2 separate regions of the Homo sapiens genome follow, and region 2 is linked to region 1. Evidence: read pairs that join two places in POLR2A ChIA-PET (ENCODE). Cell type or tissue: GM12878. All regions are shown on one strand. Links, peaks and the distances in the headings refer to the core of each region. The heading gives the core; the rest is flanking DNA.

Evidence for each region. Peaks named below come from ENCODE experiments on the same cell type or tissue, not always from the same donor. Only the 100,000 strongest peaks of a DNase experiment are listed, where the experiment ranks them.
Region 2: POLR2A ChIA-PET joins it to region 1 with 5 read pairs; 2 of 35 experiments call an interaction of 5 or more read pairs at or near these places.

What each region holds. Positions count from the first base shown.
Region 1 is chr7:88,131,627-88,134,554 of GRCh38, reverse strand. ADAM22 (ADAM metallopeptidase domain 22) reads right to left here. Exons shown (of 32, transcript NM_001324418.2): 12 at 1,604-1,688; 13 at 136-226. Among named protein-coding and RNA genes, the nearest start is that of SRI-AS1, 84 kb to the left of the region's middle. In GM12878, for the core only: no CTCF peak of the experiment used is centred there; a DNase peak (open chromatin) is centred at 1,654.
Region 2 is chr7:88,009,590-88,012,517 of GRCh38, reverse strand. All of the region lies in intron 3 of ADAM22 (ADAM metallopeptidase domain 22), which reads right to left. Among named protein-coding and RNA genes, the nearest start is that of ADAM22, 77 kb to the right of the region's middle. In GM12878, for the core only: no CTCF peak of the experiment used is centred there; no DNase peak of the experiment used is centred there.

The DNA of each region.
Region 1 (2,928 bases), core at 175-2,674:
TGCGCTGGATGTTTATCTTTTACTATCGTTCAAATTCCTTTCATCAAGCAACTAAATCAAAAAATTTTACTCTCCAAAATATTTCACAAATAGTCTATTTTAAATACAACTAACCACACATGTACTAAAACTTACCACTTGCTAACTTTCTTTTGTCTGAGATAATACCAATATTATGGGCTAATGACTGGGCAAGTGTAACAGCCATTAAATCAGTTTTCCCAAACTGAAAAACAAAAACAAAAATAAAATATATGTAAATCCAAATTGTCACTGACAAAGAACCAGAGAAAAATGTCACAATATCGCTGAAAATAAGTAATTTCTAAGCAATTTCTTTAGAAGAGGCTGAACACACTGTAGCCAGCACTGAATATGCATTTGGGAAAAAGTAGTAAGAAACAAAAATCCATGTTTGATTAGGTCTTACAGGGAATACTAGAAGTCAGGAAATAATCACAGCTTTTGGGTTTTGGAAATGTATATCTGAGTCCAAATTTCACCAGTGACATTCTTGAAAAATTCAATATTGGTATATAATTAAATCCGTCTTTTGGATAATACAAAATAAAATTAAATCTGTAAATTTTTTTAGAACTTGTTCATCTTTGTATCCAGTTGTAATCCTGAAATTCCCCTCAAGTGGAATAGAATGTAGCTTCAGAAAACAAATGAAATGAGTAACAGGAGGTAGTGATGATCTTCGGCCAATAGAAACTTAAGAAGAACTGAGGATATCTTTTTCAATTTGCAGCCTCTTAAAAATGCAAGTATTTTCTTTTTGATCATCTCTAGTAGGTTTAGTGCCTTAGGAGTAAAAGAAACCCTTTGGAAAACCTACTCTATTTTTCTTATCCCCAAATCTGTTAAATACTAAGGAAAAAATATCCAGTTGGGTTGTTAGGTGACAACCTGATGCTTCAGGGAATTATTCAATTCCCTGGAAAATCATTCAAAGTGATAAATAGGGCCTTATTTTCAATGAAGGTAAAGGTAAAGATTCTCTCAATTTAATCTGTAAGTAGCTTAATCTGGAAATTATTCCAAGCATAACATGAATATATAATAATTATCCCATATTATCTGCCATTATTTCCCCAGTCTGTCCTCTGGTCACTTACAGTAACCATATTAGTTTTTTATATTTTTAATTTTATTTATTTATTTATTTATTTATTTATTTATTTATTTAGAGACAGGGTCTCACTCTGTTGCCCAGGCTGGAGTGCAGTGGCGCAATCTGGGCCCAATACAACCTCTGCCTCCCAGGCTTAAGCCATCCTCCCACTTCAGCCTCCCCAGTAGCTGGGGCTACAGGCACACGCTACCACACCCAACCTATTTTTGTATTTTTGATAAAGACAGGATTTTGCCATGTTACCCAGGCTTGTCTCAAACTCCTCATCTCAAGCAATTTGTCCACCTCAGCCTCCCAAAGTGCTGGAATTACAGAAATAAGCCATTGTGCCAGGCCACCATACTGATTTGTAATATAGCAATCTAACATCTGGAGTATGTGAATACTGAGAAATTATCTCTTAAGTATGAGGAAAACATTTTCAGCCATCATACCACTTTGTATTGTACAGATGTTCACACCTACTTCATTCACGCCTCCTCCTTTCAGCAACGAGCAAATCCCACCAATATAAGCTGCCCCGCTCCGGCTACTCTCAAATTGACTTCCCCTTTTAGAAAAGGAAATGAAAAATGCTTACTGTTCACAGTTCAAACATCATAGCACCCCTCATTATTAGTTTACTACATTTATTTTCTCTATACATAAGATTTCTATACAATATATTCACATTGCAAGGGAAGAATGTGAAAATTGTTTATACATGTAACCAAAGAAAAAGGTTTATGAGGGATGTTTTCTTGCAAGATTAATAAATATCTTAAATTGAAGTATATCTATTAAAAAATAATTGGTTGATATGATGTACTCTGAGACAGACACAAAATCACTTCTCTGGTATTTCTGCCAAAAATACATATCTTAACATCAGGCATTCCCATAATGAGGAACAGTCAATAAAATAATTGGCCTATACTCTTCAAAAGTATTAAACTCAAAATAGACAAAGGAAAGCTGAGGAAATCTTTCAGATTAAAGGAGACTAAAGAGACATGATGATTAAATGCAATGTGTGATCCTGGATTGGATTTGGATGGGGAAAATTAGCTTTAAAAGACATTATTGAGGTAATTGGTGAAATTTGAATATAGACCATGGGTTACATAAAAGTATTATGTTTGTGTTAAATTTTCTGGTTTTAATAATTTACTGTGGTTATATAAGAGAATGTCTTTTTACTCTTAGAGAATATATACTATTTAATAATAAATCCCCAGTAAGTGTCTTCAACTTACTTTCAAGAGGTTCAGGAAAAAAAACAAAAAAAAACAAAAAAAAAACTGAAGGATGGATGAATGGAAGGAAGGGAGGGAGAATGGAAGAAAATTATGAAACAAATGGGGAAAATGTGAATAATTGATGAATCTGAATAGAGGGCATATGCAATTTCCTTGTAGTATTCTTGCAACTTTTCTCTAAATTTGGAATTATATATAAAGTTACCCCAAAATACATCTTTTCTTCCTTTTATAACTTTCTTCAACAGCTCTGACTTTAGATGATAGATTTTTAAAATTCTACTATATATAATTTGCTATTACGTCAAATATGCATGCTATCAAAAAAAGAACATAAGAGTGAGAAAAAATTAAAAATAAATTCCAGAAATACTAAGCTCTCATCTTAGAACCAAAAACAGAGAAAACATTAACATTTAAAAGACAGTAACTTTAAAGAATATAATTTATCTGTAGTTAAGAATACTATATATGAGTATTAGCAGTATTTTTACTCAGTAAATGCTCTATTTAAATATCTTGAAAAATTAAACATTAAATAATAAAATAACT
Region 2 (2,928 bases), core at 113-2,612, 120 kb after region 1:
TAAAGCAATCATTAAAACTGCACAACTAGCCAGATTAACATCAAACCAAACATTTCAAGACCTATATACCTTTGCTCCTATTATCTGATATATCATGTCCAGCTTGGAACAAAAAATTAGAAGTCATGTTAAAAGGCAAGAAAAAAAACAGTCTGAAGAGACAAAGCAAGCATCAAAAGCAGACTCCAACATGACATAGATTTTGGAACTATCAGGGAATTTATGATTACTAGGTTAGAGGCTTTAGTGGAAAAAGTAGACAACATCCAAGAGCTGATGAATAATGTAAGCAGAGAGAGAAAAATTCTAAGAAAGAATCAAAAGGAAAAGTTAGCAGTCAAAAACACTGTTAACAGAAATGAAGAATGCCTTTGATAGGCTCATCAGTAGACTGGACACAACTGAGGAAAGAATCAGTGAGTTTGAAGCTATGTCCACAAAAACTTCTCAGATTAAAATGCAAGGACAAAAAAAAAAAAGAAAAAAAAACAGAACACAATACTCTACTAAGAACTATGGGACAATCTCCAAAGGTGTGACTTATGCATAATTAGAATAGCATAAAAACAAGCAAGAGAAAACAAAGAAGAAATATTTGAAATCATAACAGTCAAGAATTTTCCAAAGTTAATGACTAAACCACAGATCCAGGAAGCTCAGAGAACACCAAACAGAATAAATACCAAAATATCTACACCTAGGTGTATCATTCAAACTGCAGCAAACCGAAGACAAAGAGAAAATCTTGAAAGAAGCTAGAGAGAAAGGTTGGGGGGTGGGGGGCGGAGAGAGAGAGAGAGAGAAAGAGAAAGAAACACCTTACAGAGTGAGATGAAGGGTTACTTTCAGGGTTCACCACTCATCTTCCCTCTAAAGACACATATTGCCAACTATTAATATTCTCCAACAAGTTGACTTAGGAAGAACAAAAATGCAGGAAGAACAAAAACGCAGTGTTTTTCTTTTTTTTTTTTTTTTGAGATTGAGTCTCGCTCTGTCACCCAGGCTGGAGTGCAGTGGTGCGATCTCGGCTCACTGCAAGCTCTGCCTGCCGGGTTCACGCCATTCTCCTGCCTCAGCCTCTGAAGTAGCTGGGACTACAGGTGCCTGCCACCATGCCTGGCTAATTTTTTGTATTTTTAGTAGAGACGGGTTTCACCCCATTAGCCAGGATGGTCTCAATCTCCTGACCTTGTGATCCGCCCGCCTCGGCCTCCCAAAGTGCTGGGATTACAGGCAGTGTTTTTAATTTCAATGTTCAATATCAATTGTCTTAATGAGTTTAAATCAATAATAGTTTTAGATTTAAACATTGCCTTTTTACCATTTTAGTGTAAACATTAACAGTGTTGCTTCTGAAAGTTTCTGAGCCCTCTGATCCCTTTCTCAACTACTAGCTTTCCTAATTATATTCCAAGTTAAATGGGTCAGAGCCCTGAATGCTTTTTAGAACTAATTCAGTCCCATTTTACTGACACTTTAATGAAGGACTGTGTGAATTAACTCTTAATATGCCATCACATACTTTAAAAAGCACACCACATTTACTAATCACAAAAAATTACACTTTCTGAGACTTAGAGTGAATTTTGTGCCTAAATTATCTTCAAAATGGGGATAAGTTACTGTATACACGAGGAGTGGCACCCCACACAGTAGGTTTCATCAGTTGATGACTTCCATGCCACCTCCACACCAAGCCTTGGCCTCAGCTACTACAGTGGACAATTATGGTTTTGACTTACCAAAATGACACCCTGCTTTTCTGGGGGACCTGCTCTTCTATTCCAACCCACCACATGCCAATCACAATGTTCTATCACTTGCTAGACTCATGGAGAGACACGGAAAAGTTGAGGTGGGCACATCACCCAAGCTGGCCAGAGTCATTCCAAGGGTGTTCCCACTAGGAGCTGGAAAAGAAGTTCCTTTAGGCCTTTCAGACTATAGAACCCCACACTGCCTGCAATCATTTTTTAAGAAAAAGGCCTTTTTCAGGAGTAGAGAATAAAACTAACATAGAAAAAGAGAGATGGGAAAAGAAAGAAACAGATTAACAGATATGACACTGTTCGAATATATAAATCCAGGCGACCTTTAGGCTACTTCCAACCTGCTTACCTTCCAGTGGTTTGTTACCCGAGCCAGTAAATTCTTTCTACCAAAGCCATAACTAGTTAAAAGCGGGTGTCCATCACCTGCAAAAAAAGTCTTAAAGCAAATTCATAAACAACCATTTCAGATGAAAAACCTGTGATAATTTTATCAGACACATTTGAAATTTAGGTCAGTTCTGGCACCTTATAGCCAGTGTTCCATGGCCTGTCCTTTCACGGTTCTTTAGGTGATCTGTTCCAAGTGAAACATAGCCAGAAGTAGGCTCACCAAGAACCTAAGAGCCTCTTCCAAGGACAGTTCCCTTACAAGTTCTATAGAGAGACCCTAGCAATATGTTCACATGGTTCTATTTATATTTGAAAAAAAAAAAGAGAGAAATTCAACCATAACGGGTTGGAATGGTTGTAGACATTTTTGGCATTCAGACAAATGAAAAGTAGAGTTACGGAAACACTTACGTGGTTCACATCACTATTGTGTACAGTAAAGTTACTGCTGGCCTTAGCAGTGTAGAAATGACATCCAGATACATTCTTAGAGCCCACTGTGCTGACTCAATCAACAAAACAAGGTGCAGGGCCAAAGACCTCTTACCACAGGGATGCACCCCATGATGCCTCCAACTGAAGGATAGGGTAGTAGGGATAAAAGGTTTAAAATAGAAGCTAGTCTATGGAAAATTTTTCCAGTCACCAGATGTCTAAAATAATAAGCAGAGAATTCCATTATCACAGACACCTAATCAAAATTCAAAGTGCACTCCTGTCAAAAATAAAATCAATATAAATGCACTTTTTTTTATTAGAATAG